3 separate regions of the Homo sapiens genome follow, and all the other regions are linked to region 1. The links are chromatin contacts, found by Hi-C or POLR2A ChIA-PET in ENCODE. All regions are on one chromosome and are shown on one strand. The core of a region is the stretch at or near the end of the contact, and the rest is flanking DNA. Distances in the headings are between cores, read along the strand shown. Region 1 holds the start of BICRA (BRD4 interacting chromatin remodeling complex associated protein). Region 2 overlaps LMTK3 (lemur tyrosine kinase 3). Region 3 holds the start of TMEM160 (transmembrane protein 160).

Region 1 (4,913 bases), core at 1,029-3,528:
CCCCACTCCTCACACACCTTCAGTTCTCAGTTCCTGCAGACAATTCTCCATTCCAGCCACAAGTGAAATGATCCTGCCCTCAGCCCAACTTCGAGGTGCATCTTACCCCTTCTCAAAACCAGCTCCCAGGGAAAAAAAAAATCTGGCCGCTTCTTCTAAATATTATCTACATTTCCGAACCAGGTCCACTGAAGTCAGGGGGACAAAATGCCAAAGGGTGGGACAGAAGAAGGGCTTAACAGTTTTGAGCCAAGCTGGAAAAACTCCAGGAGGTTACAAATTGGGGCTCTGTGTGACCCAGGGCTGTGTGACCCTGGGCAAGCTTCTTAACCTCTCTGAGCCTCCATGAACCTGTCTGGAAAACGGGAATGTCTGTCCCGTCTCTATTTCCTCCTTGGACTGTGGCCAGCGTGTAATGTACTTAGCAGCAGCGGAATAAAGCTCCCTAGTTTGATATTGTTATTAATATTTCCATCTTGAGCGGGGAGCTATGAGGGAAGGCAAGGGAGGTCAACATGTCCCAAAAGTCCTACCAGTGCATGGGAAGGGGGTGCTTCCTGAGTTGTCTTCCCATTTTCTCATGACCCAGGGCAGGTCAGAGTTGACAATACCCCCCACACCCACCCCAGGTGCTGGGAGAGGTTAAAAGCACAGAGAGCTTATCATGAATCTCAGGCCTTGATGCCTTGGATGTTTCTAGTTTCCCTTTCAAGTGCCCTCCGTAAAGAGGTGTAAGAGAAAGGCACCCCTAGATCTGTATTATACTATGGGGTGGGTAGGTAGGTGTGTGTGTGGGGGGGGGGTGACAAAAGGGGACGATGGTCAGGACATGGGCCTGGGCACAGACTGCAGCCCACCAGGATGGGGACACCAGAGAGCTAGGACCTGTCACCTGGGCCTCCCCGGGAGAGCTGACACCGCGGCCTCTGACCCCACCTCCCGGGAAGTTCAGCTGCTCAGAACCACAAAGCAAAACAAAGGGGCGCGGAGAGGAAGAAGCCGCAGTGCCTCCCAATCACCGCCGGCGCCCGAGCCCGAGCCTAGCTCTCCCGCGGCTCCTTGCCCGGTCCTCCCGGCTGGCCGCGCACCAAGGCCCAAGCAGCCCCTGGTCCCTCGTCTCCCCGCGGCCGCCCGTGACAGGAGTCGGGGAAGCAGACGAGGGGCAGCCAGGGATGGGAAAACCAGATGGCTCCATCCCTCCTCCCTCCTCCTCCATCCCTCCCTCCGGGTGCCCGCGGCCTGGCTGCCCTCCGCAGGGGCCCGGGGAGGCCGCAGGCCCAGCTCGTCCGGGCTCACCCCGGGGAAAGGGCTGCCTTTGTCTAAAGGTCACCACCCGAGCGCGGTGCCCCGGCCGGGCCTGGTGCCTCCCGTTCCCAGGCCGAGGGGTAGGAGATGGGGGGCCGCCCCGAACCTCGGGAAGTGACAGGAGGCGCTCACCCCCCCCACCCCCGTAACGGCCCCCTCCGGGATGAGCCTCAGCTGGGGGTGGGGGAGGGGGTCACCTCCCTCTATTGCCGGGGGCTGGGGGTCAAGTCAACTCCTTTCATTGTTTAGGGGCGGTGCGAAGGGGGGAGCCCCGGTGGCCTCCTTCCCCATCCATCCCTCCCCAGCTTTCCAGGGCCCCCCACTGTCCGCGACACCCACGGGAGGGATTTGGGGAGGGGGCGCAGGGGCCGAGCGAGGCGGGGAGATGCAGGCTCTCCGCCTCCGGCCGGGAGATCACCGCCCGCTGCCCGGTGGCCTTCGCCTTCCCCGAAAGGCGGGGAGCGGGGCGAGGGGAGGGGGCCGGGACGGGGAGGGGGTCTCCGCGCCCCTCCCCCCGTGGAACGTTAGGTCTCCTCTCTCCGCCGCTCCATTGTATCCCCGGCAGCCGGCGGGAGGGCCGGGGAGGCACTGGGCGCCGGGTCTGGGCAGGGAAGCCGGTTGGGGGGGGGTCCCCATAGGATCGGGGCGGCGGCGGTGGTGGAAGAGACGCGGGGCTGGGGGTGCCGGTGGCGGTGGGCGCCGAGCAGGAAAAAAAAAAAAAAAAAAAAAAGGAGGCAGCGGGCGCTGCGCCCCGGCTGGGGGGCTGAGTGTGAGAGTGTCGCGGGGGTGGGTTCGGCCCCGGCTCCGGCTCCCCCCACACACACCCTCGCCGCCAACCCCCACTCCCCCCTCGCTTTTGCGCCCTGTCACAGCCCCGACTCGCAGGTAGAGAGAGTTAAGAGATTTAAAGAGAAATTGCTACATTGTGAGAAACTCACCCTGATGTTTGAGCAGCCGTCGGCGCGGGGTCTCCGAGACGGCCCCGCACGGGCTGCAAAGGGAGGACCCAGAAGGGGCCGGCCGGCCGGGCCGGTCAGCGCACTGCCTGATCGCATGGCGGCCGCTCGGCAGCCGCTGCCGGGCCCCCGCCGCCGCCCCGCGCCCAGGCCCGCGCGCCCCGGGCCCGCGCCCGTTCCGGGGAGCGCCCCTCGGGTATGCAAAAAAAAAAAAAATTTTTTTTAATTAAATGCAAACGGAAAAAAAAAAAAAAAAACCTCTCAGGTTTTGTGTTCCGCCCCCCACCCCCTTCCTCCTCCTCCTCCTCCTCCTCTTCCCTCCGCCCTCGCCGGAGGAGGGGCTTCAGGAATCCCCGCCCCGCGTCCGGGCGGACCAGCCCCGGCCCCGCCAGGCCGAGCGGCGGGACCCGGAGCCAATGGGAGGCTGCGGACGTCCGGGGACTGGGCCCTCCGCGCCGGCGCCGCCCCCGCCCCCAGCCCCAGTCCCGGGGGTTCAGGGGCGCGCCTGCTCGAGCTCGGGTGTAGTTTGTCGACTGCCTCGAGCCCTGATCCGGATGCTGGGGCGCGGGGGAGCTGAAGGGATCCGCGCTCCCAGACCGCCGGTCCGGCTGGGGAGGGGGCGCCGTGCGTCCTGGGCGCGTCCCCTGAGGCGGAGGACGGTCGTCCGGCGGGAGGACGCGTCCAGGGGGAGCGCCGCAGGTCCGAAAAGATAGCGGGAGTCGAGGATGAAGGAAATGGAGGGGATGGAGGGGAGTTCCCCCCGGAGGTGGGACCGCGCCGGAGCCCAGAGTTGGAGCCTGACAGGGTGGAAGGCGGCGGGGACTTCGGGGTGACAGGCCGGGACCCCAGGCGTGGCTCGATCACTCACCCTAGCTGGTCTCCGTCGAGCCACGGCGGCGCCGGGGAGGCGGGTCGGGCCTGCCTCGGAGCCTGTCCCCGGCCGCTCTGGCCGCGCTGATGGGATTCCCAGAAGCCCCAGGACGCCGCGGTGGTGTCGGGTCCGTTTCCGCCCCACCAGGCCGTAAACGCCCTGCTGGCGGGACACGGATTCACGCGTTGCCCTTAGCGAGCGCTTGGTGAGCGCCCACTGTGTGCGCTGCGCAGTGCTGGGGGCCCAGTGGGGACACAGAGCCCCCGGACCTGCCCTCCCGATGCTTGCAGCCCAGGGAGATTTATACTTTGTTTTAGTCCCTTCTGCCTCCCCAGTGCCCTAGAAAAGCTCGTGCACACAGTAGGTGAATGCGGGTTGAATAAATGAGTAATCGAGACAGATTGTGATTTTGTTGTTGTTGTGTTATATTTTGTTTTGTTTTGAGACGGAGTTTCGCTCTTTCGCCCAGGCTGGAGTGCAGTGGCACGATCTAGGCTCACCGCAACCTCCGTCCCCTGGGTTCAAGCTATTCTCGGCCTCCCAAAGTGCCCGGCCTCTGTTTTTTTAAGCCTTAACATGTGTTCTAGTATCTTGGCGGTACTACCCATAATATTTACTTCAACGTATTTTTTTTTTTTATAATTTATCGGCCAGGCGCAGTGGCTCACACCTGTAATCCCAACACTTTGGGAGGCCGAGGAGGGTAGATCACCTGAGGTCAGGAGTTCGAGACCAGCCTGGCCAACATGGTGAAACCCCTTCTCTACTAATAATACAAAACTTAGCTGGGTGTGGTGGTGCACGCCTGTAATCCCAGCTGCTTGGGAGGCTGAGGCAGGAGAATCGCTTGAATCCGGAAGGCAGAGGTTGCAGTGAGCCGAGATCACACCATTGCACTCCAGCCTGGGCGACAAGAGGGAAACTCTGTCTCAAAAATAGTAATAATAATAATAATTTATCCAGCCTGGGCAACATAGCGAGACCCTGTCCAAACAAAAATTAGCCCAGCATGGTGGTGTGTGCTTGTACTCCCAGCTACTTGGGAGGCTGAGGCAGGAGGATCGCTTGAGTCCAGGAAGTCGAGGTTGTAGTTCCCCATAGTCATGCCACTGCACTCCAGTCTGGGAGACAGCAAGACCCTGTCTCAAAAAAAAAAAGAAGAAGAAGAAATTAATTTTGAGAGACCACAGAGGGTAAGGGCCCTGACTGAAACCAGTCAGCCCCTGGTTCATATCCTGCCTTTGCCACTTTCTTGCTGTGTGACAGTGGACAAATTACCTCACCTCTGTGTGTCCTCATCTTTAACATGCTGATAATAATAGGCCTCATTTCATAGGGTCATGAGGAAGAATGAGCTAGGGAGAGCTGCACCTGAGAGGAAGTGCCATATAAATGCTGGCCGTTATCATTAGTAAGTAAACAGGAAGTTATCAGTTCCACAAGTGAATACCTTATGCAATGTCCCAAACATAAAAGCATGATAGATCTATAACTTAGTACAGTGGTGTTCACCGCAATGCTATTTACAATAGCAAAGACATGGAATCAACTCAGGTGCCCACCAACAGTGGATTGGATAAAGAAAATGTGATAAATGTACACCATGGAATACTATGCAGTCATAAAAAAGAATGAAGCCTGGTGCGGTGGCTCACACCTGTAATTCCAGCACTTTGGGAGGCCGAGGCAGGTGGATCACTTGAGGTCAGGAGTTGGAGACCAGCCTGGCCAGCAAAGGGAAACCCCATCTCTACTGAAAATACAAAAATTATTTGGGTGTG
Region 2 (4,913 bases), core at 755-3,254, 880 kb before region 1:
CTGGTCAACAAAAGTGTGACTTTTGAGCAGATGTGAAGGAAAGGAGGGAGTGAGGCAGGTGGACATCGGTGGGAGAGTGTTCTAGAGAGGGCACTGAGATGTGCACTGGCTCACCATGTTTAGAGAATAGCAAAAGGTAGTAAAACTTGAGTAGAGAGAACGAGGACCTGAGAGGGACCGTCTGCATTCATCTTTCTCCCTGCCCCACCTCCACCCTCCTCTTGCCCCTGCCATCAGCTCAGAAAGGGCAGTTCACTTATGCAGTAATGGAGGGCTAAGTGACCCTTGTTCATTTGCCAGTGAGGAAACAGAGGCTCAGAGAGGTGGATCTGGCCGGGTGTGGTGGCTCATGCCTGTAATCCCAGCACTTTGGGAGGCCAAAGAGGGCAGATCATAAGGTCAGGAGTTCAAGACCAGCCTGGCCAGCATGGTGAAACCCCGTCTCTACTAAAAATACAAAAAATTAGCCGGGCATGGTGGCACGTGCGCCTGTAGTCCCAGCTATTCGGTGGGAGGAATGGTGGGGTGGCCCATGTGGCTAGATGGAGGTCAGGCCAGAGGAGGTGGGGACAGAGGCCAGAGAAATCAGGTAGGCCAGGGCATGAGGGCCTGGTGGGCTGTGGGAAGTTGCGGCTTAAAGCCGTTGGCACTGGGGAGCTCTGGGGAGGTTGAGCACTGGAGAGGACCTTTCCCACCCTGCCTGGAGAAGCCCTGGTGCAGCCCTTCCGTTCACAAAGTGGGTGCTGAGGCCCAGATTGTGCGGGGGTCTTATCTGAGGCCACACAGCTAGGTGGGAGGGCCTGCCTCAGTTTCACCGGGACAGGGGCTCACCAGGTCTCTCCCCTCGCAGCCAGGCTCTCCCGGCTCTCGCTGGCGCTGCCGCCGCTCACGCTCACGCCATTCCCGGGGCCGGGCCCGCGGCGGCCCCCGTGGGAGGGCGCGGACGCCGGGGCGGCTGGCGGGGAGGCCGGCGGGGCGGGAGCGCCGGGGCCGGCGGAGGAGGACGGGGAGGACGAGGACGAGGACGAGGAGGAGGACGAGGAGGCGGCGGCGCCGGGCGCGGCGGCGGGGCCGCGGGGCCCCGGGAGGGCGCGAGCAGCCCCGGTGCCCGTCGTGGTGAGCAGCGCCGACGCGGACGCGGCCCGCCCGCTGCGGGGGCTGCTCAAGTCTCCGCGCGGGGCCGACGAGCCAGAGGACAGCGAGCTGGAGAGGAAGCGCAAGATGGTCTCCTTCCACGGGGACGTGACCGTCTACCTCTTCGACCAGGTGCGGAACCCGAGAGGGCGCGGTTTCGGGGTCGCGGCCTGGAGGGAGCAGGAGCCTAGAGCCGGGAAGGGCCTGGCGGGAGGCCGAGCTTAGAGTTGGGCGGGGCCTGGAGGGAGGCGGAGCTGGAGTGGGGCGGGGCCTGAAGGGAGGCCGAGCTAGGGTGGGGCGGGGCCTGGAGGGAGGCCGAGTTAGAGTGGGGCGTGGCCTGAAGGGAGGCCGAGCTGGAGTGATGCGGGGCCTGGAGGGAGGGCAAGCTGAATTGGGGTGGGACCTAAGGGGAGCCCCAATCTAGAGTGGGGCGGGGCCTGGGGCGGGGCCGAGCTAGAGTGGGGCGGGGCCCAGGGAGAGGGCGGGCTGGGGGGCGGAGCCCAGGGCGGGGCCTGGAGGGAGGTCGAGCCTAGAGGTGCAGGGCCTGGGGCGGGGCCTAGACGAAGGCTGAGCTTAGGGTGGGGCGGGGTCTACAGCAGGGTTTGAAGGCAGGCTGAGCCTAGAGCGGGGGCGGGGCCTGGAAGGAGACCGCGCCTAGGATCGGGACAGAGTCTGGATCCGGGCCTGAGGGAGGCCAAGTCTGTGGCGCGGCAAGAGGAGGCCTGGAGAAAATCCAAGGCTGGAATGGGGGCGGAGCCTAGGGCGGGGCGGATGGAGCAGGGCGCGGGAAGGGCCTGAGGGGTGAAGGCGGGGTCTGGGGAGAGACTGGTCAGGGAAATGGGGCGGGACTAGGAAGATGGGAGGAGGCTTTGAGTGTGAGGGCAGGGCCTGGCAATGGGGCAGGGCCAGGAGTATGGGCCGAGCCTAGAGCTGGGGCGGGACCTAGGGTGAGGGCAGGGCTTGTGACGGGGGCGTGGTCTAGAGGGCGAGGAGAGGTCTGGAGAGAGAGTGTGGGTCTGGAAGGAAAGAGGGGGTACTGGGTAGTCAAGTATGGGATCCTGGAGAGGCTAGGGAGGAAGTGTTGAGAAGAGGCCTGGATGGTGAAGGGGCCTAGTGAGAGTTTGGGCATGGTTTGTTGACTAGAGTTCTAGTGTCTGTAGGCTGGTTCGGGTTGGAGCAGATCTTACCCACTAGGGAAGGGCCATGGCTAGGCTGCAGGTGGGCTTCAGAGATGGAGCAGGCAGTCTTAACGTATTCTGGGGTGAGGTCAGGGATGAGCGAACCTAACGACTGGGACGGGTCTTTAGAGAGATGGGTTGAGGAATGTGTTAAGAGTTAGGCCTGTCCCGGGTGGCTCACGCCTGTAATCCCAGCACTTTGGGAGGCCGAGGCGGGAGGATCACTTGAGGTCAAGAGTTCGAGACCAGCCTAGCCAAAATGGCGAGACCTCGTCTCTTAAAAAGAAAAAAATTATCTTGGTGTGGTGGTGCGCATCTGTAGTCCCAGCTACTTAGGAGGCTCAGGTGGGAGGATCGCTTGAGCCCAGGAGGTTGAGGCTGCATTGAGCCATGATCACAACACTGCTCTCCAGCCTGGGCGACAGTGAGACTCTGTCTAAAACAAAAAGAAAAACACAGGATATGGTGTTGAAGAGAAAAAGGGAGGGCGAGTGGTGCTGAGGAACTGGGACCTTGTCTAGATGAACCTGGGGCGGGCATACTGGGCTGAGATTATGAAAGGAATGGAAACAAGGCCAAGAACTGGGGCCTGGGCCACTGAAATGTTTTCAGAGGGGTGGGACTTGGAGGGCGGGAGCAGGTCTACTTCTGAGGGAGGGCTCAGGGGCAGGGTCACAGCATCCAGCACGGCATGCGCTCAGGATGGGGCAGGGGTTGGGAGGGCCACTGGAGCAGGTCAAGATCTCAGAGGTGGGTGGGACTGACGTGGACGGGGTGGGGCTTATGGAGATCGCTTTGGGTTAGGGGATCCGGTGGAGGCCTCACGTTAATGAGCCAGGAGAGAATCCCTGCGTTGGGCTACTTAGCTGTGCGCGGGGCTCCGCTGTCAGGAAAGGAGCCTCTGGCCAGGTTGAGGTTAAGGCTGGCCCAAGGCTTCGAAGCCAGATTAGGGGCTCCAGCCACCTCTCCAGAGCGTGCGAGTCAGTGATTACAAATTGGGATTCCTAGAGCCCCAGAAATATTAGCCGGTTTTGTTGCTTTTGGGGGATGCGGTAAATGGGACGTGAAGGTTTGTCCCCTCTGGCTTCCCCCTAATCTGCCTTCACAGGAGACGCCAACCAACGAGCTGAGCGTCCAGGCCCCCCCCGAGGGGGACACGGACCCGTCAACGCCTCCAGCGCCCCCGACACCTCCCCACCCCGCCACCCCCGGAGATGGGTTTCCCAGCAACGACAGCGGCTTTGGTGAGGACGGGCCCTATGGGGCGGGAGGGGGCGGGAGCCATGGGGCGGACGGGGCGGGGTCTATGGGGTGGGAGGGGCTTGGTCGGGAGGGGCGGGACCAGAGGGCGGGAGTGCCGCAGGTGTCTGCAGCCTGACCGCGGTCTTTCCTTCTGCCGCAGGAGGCAGTTTCGAGTGGGCGGAGGATTTCCCCCTCCTCCCCCCTCCAGGCCCCCCGCTGTGCTTCTCCCGCTTCTCCGTCTCGCCTGCGCTGGAGACCCCGGGGCCACCCGCCCGGGCCCCCGACGCCCGGCCCGCAGGTACCATATCCTCGGCCCTGCCCCCTCCTCTGCCCATCTCTGTCCCCCTATGTTCCACTGCCAACTTCTTGTGACCATCTTTCAATGTCCCTGCCTCTCTCTTCCCAGTCTCTTCTCTCTCCCCTCTCAGTCAACAGACACCCCACCCAGCTCTGGAACCAGCTCAGACCAGGCGACGTCCATCAGACGGTCGTAGGCAGGCAGGCCGGCCGTCCCCAACCCCCGAGCCTCAGTTTTACCTTCTGTGGGGATTACCCCCACCCCCGACTCTTGCCCATCTTTGTCCCATCTCTGGGCTCAGACTCCGGCCTGGCACTTGCCGGATCCTGATCCCACCTCCGTTTGGGGAACACGGTGCTCAGGGGCAGACAAGGAGAGAGAAACCCAGAGTGCTCAAAGCCGGTTGGTGTGAACCAGAGCAGGGAGGACACAGCTGGGGGTTAGAGAGCAGTCACAGCGGCACCGCTGCTCTCGCGTGGACCCTGCAGTGCCTCACCACAGTTTAACCCATTTAATGTTCATTGCGATCCCATGGGGTGGATTCTAGCCTCGTCCTCATTTTTTTTTTTTTTTTTTTTTTTTTGAGACGGAGTCTCGCTCTGTCGCCCAGGCTGGAGGGAGTGGTGGAATCTACGCTCAGTGCAACCTCTGCCTCCTGGGTTCAAACGATTCTCGTGTCTCAGCCGCCCAAGTAGCTGGGTTCACAGGAGTGCACCACCACGCCCAGCTACTTTTTTTGTATTTTTACTACAGACAGGGTTTCACCATGTTGGCCAGGCTGGTCTCCAACTCCTGACCTGGAATGATCCACCCACCTCGGCCTCCCAAAGTGCTGGGATTACAGGCGTGAGCCACCGGGCCTGGCCAGTCTGGTCCCAATTTTACAAAAGAGAACACTGAGGCACGGAGAGAAGTGAGGAGCTGGGATTCAAACCCACAGTTGCGCGGCCTCTGAGTCTGTGCCCTCTCCAGTAGTGAACATTGGTCAGGTTTCTTTCCTGGCGTTTCACATGCGCCATATCGCTAATCCTCGTGGCCACCTTGGGAGAGGGGTCATGCCG
Region 3 (4,913 bases), core at 1,446-3,945, 560 kb after region 1:
CCCCGAGTCAGGAAACCAAAATACCTCTTAGTCTAGGCAGACACTTTCACTGGATAGGTACAGGCCTTTTCTACAAGGTCTGAGAAGGCCACCGCAGTCATTTCTTCCCTTCTGTCAGACATAATTCCTCAGTTTAGCCTTCCCACCTCTATACAGTCTGATAACAGACCAGCCTTTATTAGTCAAATCAGCCAAGCAGTTTTTCAGGCTCTTAGTATTCAGTGAAACCTTTATATCCCTTACGGTCCTCTGTCTTCAAGAAAAGTAGAACGGACTAAAGGTCTTTTAAAAACACACCTCACCAAGCTCAGCCACCAACTTAAAAAGGACTGGACAATACTTTTACCTCTTTTGCTTCTCAGAATGCTGCAGGGTACAGCCTATTTGAGCTCCTGTATGGACAATCCTTTTTATTAGGCCCCAGTCTCATTCCAGACACCGGACCAACTTAGACTGTGCCCCAAAAAAACTTGTCATCCCTACTATTTTCTGTCTAGTCATACTCCTATTCTCCGTTCTCAACTACTCATACGTGCCCTGCTCTTGTTTACACTGCTGGTTTACACTGTTTCTCCAAGCCATCACAGCTGATATCTCCTCATGCTATCCCCAAACTGCCACTCTTAACTCCTGAAGTAAACAAATAATCTTTGCTGGCAGGACTATGCTGAATCTCCTTAGGCACTCTCTAATCAGATGTCCTAGGTCCTCCCAATTCTTAGACCTTTTATACCTGTTTTTCTCCTTCTCTTATTCCATTTAGTTTTTCAATTCATACAAAACTGTACCCAGGCCATCACCAATACTTCTACACAACAAATGTTTCTTCTAACAACCCCACAATATCACCCCTTACCACAAAATCTTCCTTCAGCTTAATCTCTCCCACTTTAGGTTCGCACGCCGCCCCTAATCCTGCTTGAAGCAGCCCCGAGAAACATCGCCCATTCTCTCTCCATACCACCCCCCAAGACTTCAACACTATTTTGTTTTATTTTTCTTATTAATAAAAGAAGGCAGAAATGTCAGGCCTCTGAGCCCAAGCCAAGCCATCGCATCACCTGTGACTTGCACGTATACATCCAGATGGCCTGAAGTAACTGAAGATCCACAAAAGAAGTAAAAATAGCCTTAACTGATGACATTCCACCATTGTGATTTGTTCCTGCCCCACCTAACTGATCAATGTACTTTGTAATCTCCCCCACCCTTAAGAAGGTTCTTTGTAATTCTCCCCACCCTTGAGAATGTACTGTGTGAGATCCACCCCTGCCCGCAAAACATTGCTCTTAACTTCACCGCCTATCCCAAAACCTCTAAGAACTAATGATAATCCACCACCCTTTGCTGACTCTCTTTTCGGACTCAGCCTGCCTGCAGCCAGGTGAAATAAACAGCCATCTTGCTCACACAAAGCCTGTTTGGTGGTCTCTTCACATGGACGCGCATGAAACGATTCTCCTGCCTCAGCCTCACAAGTAGCTGGGATTACAGGTGCCTGCCACCATGCCTAATTTTTGTATTTTTAGTAGAGATGGGGTTTCACCATGTTGGTCAGGCTGGTCTCGAACTCCTGATCTCGTGATCTGCCCGCCTCAGACTCCCAAAGTGGTGGGATTACAGATGTGAGCCACCGTGCCTGGCCCGGGCTTGGATTTTATGAAGAGGAAAAGTAGGGGAGCTAGCAAGGGGGTTACACTTGAGGAGGGAGTTCAAATGGACTGCACTGCATAGCCTGCAGGCTTGCAATGAATGTGAAGCTTTAAATGGGATTAAGTGCAAATTGAAAATATTCCAGACACATTTTTCACATTCCTGGCTAGTGAAAAGGTTTATGCTGATGAGAGAAGGCAAAGCTGAATCCCGGAATGGGTTAGGGCAAAGAAAACAAATCTGTCTTAAAGAGACAGACCTGGCCGGGCACGGTGGCTCACGCCTGTAATCCCAGCACTTTTGGAGGCCGAGGCGGTTGGATCACTTGAGGTCAGGAGTTCGAGACCAGCCTGGCCAACATGGTGAAACCCTGTCTCTACTAAAGATACAAAAATTAGCTGGGCGTGGTGGCGCATGCCTATAATCCCAGCTACTCAGGAGGCTGACGCAGGAGAATCGCTTGAACCCGGGAGGTGGAGGTTGCAGTGAGCCGAGATCGCACCACTGCACTCCAGCCTGGGCGACAGAGCAAGACTCGGTCTCGGGGCGGGGAAAAAAAAGGAAGGAGGGAAGGAAGGAAGGAGGGGAGGGAAGGGAGGGAGGGAGGGAAAAAGAAAGAGAGAAAGAAAGAAAGAAGGAAAGAAAGAAAGAGAAAGAAAGAAAAAGAAAGAAAGAAAGAAAGAGAAAGAAAGAAAGAGAAACAACCAAGAAACAACTACAATAGGTGCTCGGCATGTACTCCGTTAAAAAAGATAGAATTAAAACTACAATTCCCAGCAGACATCTCGCCTGCGACTTCTGAATATCGGCTTTCCCCGAGCGCAATGATCGCTGGGATTCGTAGTCCGGTACAAAATCAAGGAGGGACGGGCACTACCGGCCTAGATGACAGAGGAGGGAATCACTGCCATTCCGACCAATGGACAGTTCACGCCGGACCTGAGTGGCGAGCGCATAGCCAATGGGTAAGCCATTCATCCTGAGTGACATGGGTTGCAACCTACCGGAGGCCGGTGGGGCGGTACGGCGCGCGGCGGCCGTAGTGCGAATCATGGGAGGCGGCTGGTGGTGGGCTCGGGCCGCTCGCCTTGCCCGTCTTCGCTTCCGGAGGTCGCTACTGCCGCCTCAGCGGCCCCGGAGCGGGGGCGCCCGGGGGTCCTTCGCCCCCGGCCACGGTCCCCGCGCCGGGGCTTCGCCGCCCCCAGTGTCCGAGCTGGATCGTGCGGACGCCTGGCTCCTCCGAAAAGCGCACGAGACAGGTCGGTGGCTAGGGGTGGGGGCGGTGCGGATGGGACGGGGGTCCCGGGCTCGCGTGGGACCTTGATGGGGCGGGGGCTTCTGCAGGAAACGGGGCCCGGGCTCGGCTCCGAGAAGGGCTTCAGTGTGAGCGCACGGAAGCGCAGACTGCAAGAGCGCAGGTGCCCGCAGAGGGGATGGGCTTGCGGGGAGGACGAGGACCCCGGGTAACGGGGCGCCGTAGGGATTGGAGGGGGTGGTAGGGTTGCGCGAGGCAGCCTCGTAGAATCGCGCCTGCCGTGGGGAGAGGGGCTTCAGGGAGAGCTTAGGGTCTGTGGAGTTGGGTACAAGATGGGTCCATCCCGATTGCAGAGGCCACCACTGTGCAGAGAGCGGGAGTGTGGATCCCCGCAGAAGAGGGGGAAGTTCAGGATTGGAGAAGGGGACAACCAATCGGGAGAAAGCTCTCTGCTGATTGGAGGGGGAGGTGATCTAGGCTGCAGAGGGCGGGGCTTGTGACGGAGGCGAGGTCCAGAATGGAGCGGACTGGCCATGTTTGTTTTTTTTTTAATTTTATTTTTTTAATGACGGTGTCTTGCTCTGTCACCGAGGCTGGACCGCAGTGGCGCAATCGTAGCCCACTGCAGCCTTGAACTCCTGGGCTCAAGCTATCCTCTTGCCTCAGCCTCCTGCTTAGCTGGAGCTACAGGCATACACCACCGCACCCAACTATTTTAATTTATGTAGAGACGGGGTCTTGCTTTGTTGCCCAGGCTGGTCTGAACTCTTGGGCTCAGAGAATCCTCCTGCCTTGGCTTCCCAAAGTGCTGGGATTATAGGTGTGAGTCACCTCACTAGGCCAGGACCGGGCATCTAGATATAGGGTGTGGTGGGCTGTTTGTAAAGGACGTGAATGGGGACGGACGTGGGTGGGATTGGCCCAGGCCATACTCGGTAGGACATGGATGGGATTGGCCCAGGCCATACTCGGTAGGAGATGGCGGCATTTGAAGGAAAAGAAGGGCGAGGCTGAAGAGCGGCCTGGATTAGGAAACAGTTTGTCCCAGAGTTCTGAGAAAGAAGTGAGTGGGCAGGCCGTGGGGGTACACGTAGAGGGAGGGGTTTGGCCAAGATGACTCCTCAGATGGAGGTTCTGCAACTTTGCCCCTAGATTGTCCTCCACATTCTGCAGGGACTATCTTGAATCCTTTATTTTTTTTGAGACGGAGTCTCACTCTGTCGCCCAGGCTGGAGTGCAGTGGCATGATCTTGGCTCGCTGCAACCTCTACCTCCTGGATTCAAGTGATTCTCCTCCCTCAGCTTCCTGAGTAGCTGGGACTACAAGCACGTGCTACCACACCCTGCTAATTTTAACATTTTTAGTAGAGACAGGGTTTGACTATGTTGGCCAGGCTGGTCTCAAACTCCTGACCTCATGATCCGCCTGCCTTGGCCTCCCAAAGTGCTGGGATTACAGGGGTGAGCCACCACACCCGGCCCTTGAATCCTTAGTGTTACAGAGTTTGGGGGAGAGGGGCACTGAGGTGGAGGCCAGAGAGGATGTGGGGGGATATGGTTAGGTGAGCGGCTTCCTGGAAGAGGTGAGGATTTGGGATGGGCTTGCCTTGCGGCTGGATGGGATGGGGTGAGCTGAAGGGAGGCCCCTCAGTTTGACTGGGTAAGGGGGATTGAGGAGGTAGGGTTGGGGGTGATGTTAATCCCCCCATGTCCCCCTCCCTCCAGCCTTCCTCTCCTGGTTCCGCAATGGCCTCCTGGCATCGGGCATCGGGGTCATCTCCTTCATGCAGAGTGACATGGGTCGGGAAGCAGCATATGGTGAGTGCAGACCCCCCCTCTCGCCCCACGGAACCAGGGAATGCAGAGCCCCTATCACCTGCCCTGGTGAGAGTAGACTCTCCTACCCCATCCCACTCCCAGTAGTAAGTATAGAACCCCCATTCTTCCCCCACCAGAAGACACCCCTCCCATAGGCACTAGGTCCATCTGAATGGGTGGCCCAGGA

The links. A loop is a pair of places that touch in the nucleus more often than their neighbours do. ChIA-PET counts read pairs that join two places held with the same protein, here RNA polymerase II (POLR2A). Pooled maps may share reads with other maps.
Region 2: a loop to region 1 is called in a pooled map, with 4 times the contacts of the local background. The contact joins the enhancer-like site here to the promoter of BICRA in region 1. A Hi-C loop is called at or near these places in 4 of 50 pooled maps. POLR2A ChIA-PET finds 5 or more read pairs at or near these places in 3 of 52 experiments (Caco-2, activated B cell and naive thymus-derived CD8-positive, alpha-beta T cell).
Region 3: a pooled map shows a loop between it and region 1 (12-fold over the local background). The contact joins the promoter of TMEM160 here to the promoter of BICRA in region 1. A Hi-C loop is called at or near these places in 1 of 168 maps with a recorded cell type or tissue (naive thymus-derived CD4-positive, alpha-beta T cell), 8 of 37 single-sample maps with no recorded cell type and 9 of 50 pooled maps.

What each region holds. Positions count from the first base shown.
Region 1 is chr19:47,606,499-47,611,411 of GRCh38, reverse strand. BICRA (BRD4 interacting chromatin remodeling complex associated protein) reads right to left here and starts at 2,278. Exons shown (of 15, transcript NM_001394372.1): 1 at 2,244-2,278. BICRA-AS2 (BICRA antisense RNA 2) reads left to right here and starts at 2,783. Exons shown (of 1, transcript NR_186352.1): 1 at 2,783-3,539. RefSeq lists silencers at 998-1,257, 1,388-1,437, 2,094-2,163, 2,234-2,283, 2,344-2,393 and 4 more.
Region 2 is chr19:48,490,047-48,494,959 of GRCh38, reverse strand. LMTK3 (lemur tyrosine kinase 3) reads left to right here. Exons shown (of 15, transcript NM_001388485.1): 12 at 851-1,266; 13 at 3,421-3,556; 14 at 3,715-3,852. Among named protein-coding and RNA genes, the nearest start is that of LMTK3, 19 kb to the left of the region's middle. RefSeq lists enhancers at 544-1,044, 4,421-4,913 and silencers at 1,057-1,106, 1,297-1,776, 1,606-1,797, 1,797-2,006, 3,586-3,665 and 1 more. Within about 2 kb of position 2,004, at least 26 of the 41 ENCODE cell types and tissues checked have a DNase peak (open chromatin) inside an H3K27ac peak, as active enhancers do.
Region 3 is chr19:47,046,406-47,051,318 of GRCh38, reverse strand. TMEM160 (transmembrane protein 160) reads left to right here and starts at 2,695. Exons shown (of 3, transcript NM_017854.2): 1 at 2,695-2,912; 2 at 4,634-4,726. The coding sequence starts at 2,705. RefSeq lists enhancers at 1,235-1,752, 1,753-2,270, 2,394-2,688, 3,198-3,267 and a silencer at 2,728-2,917.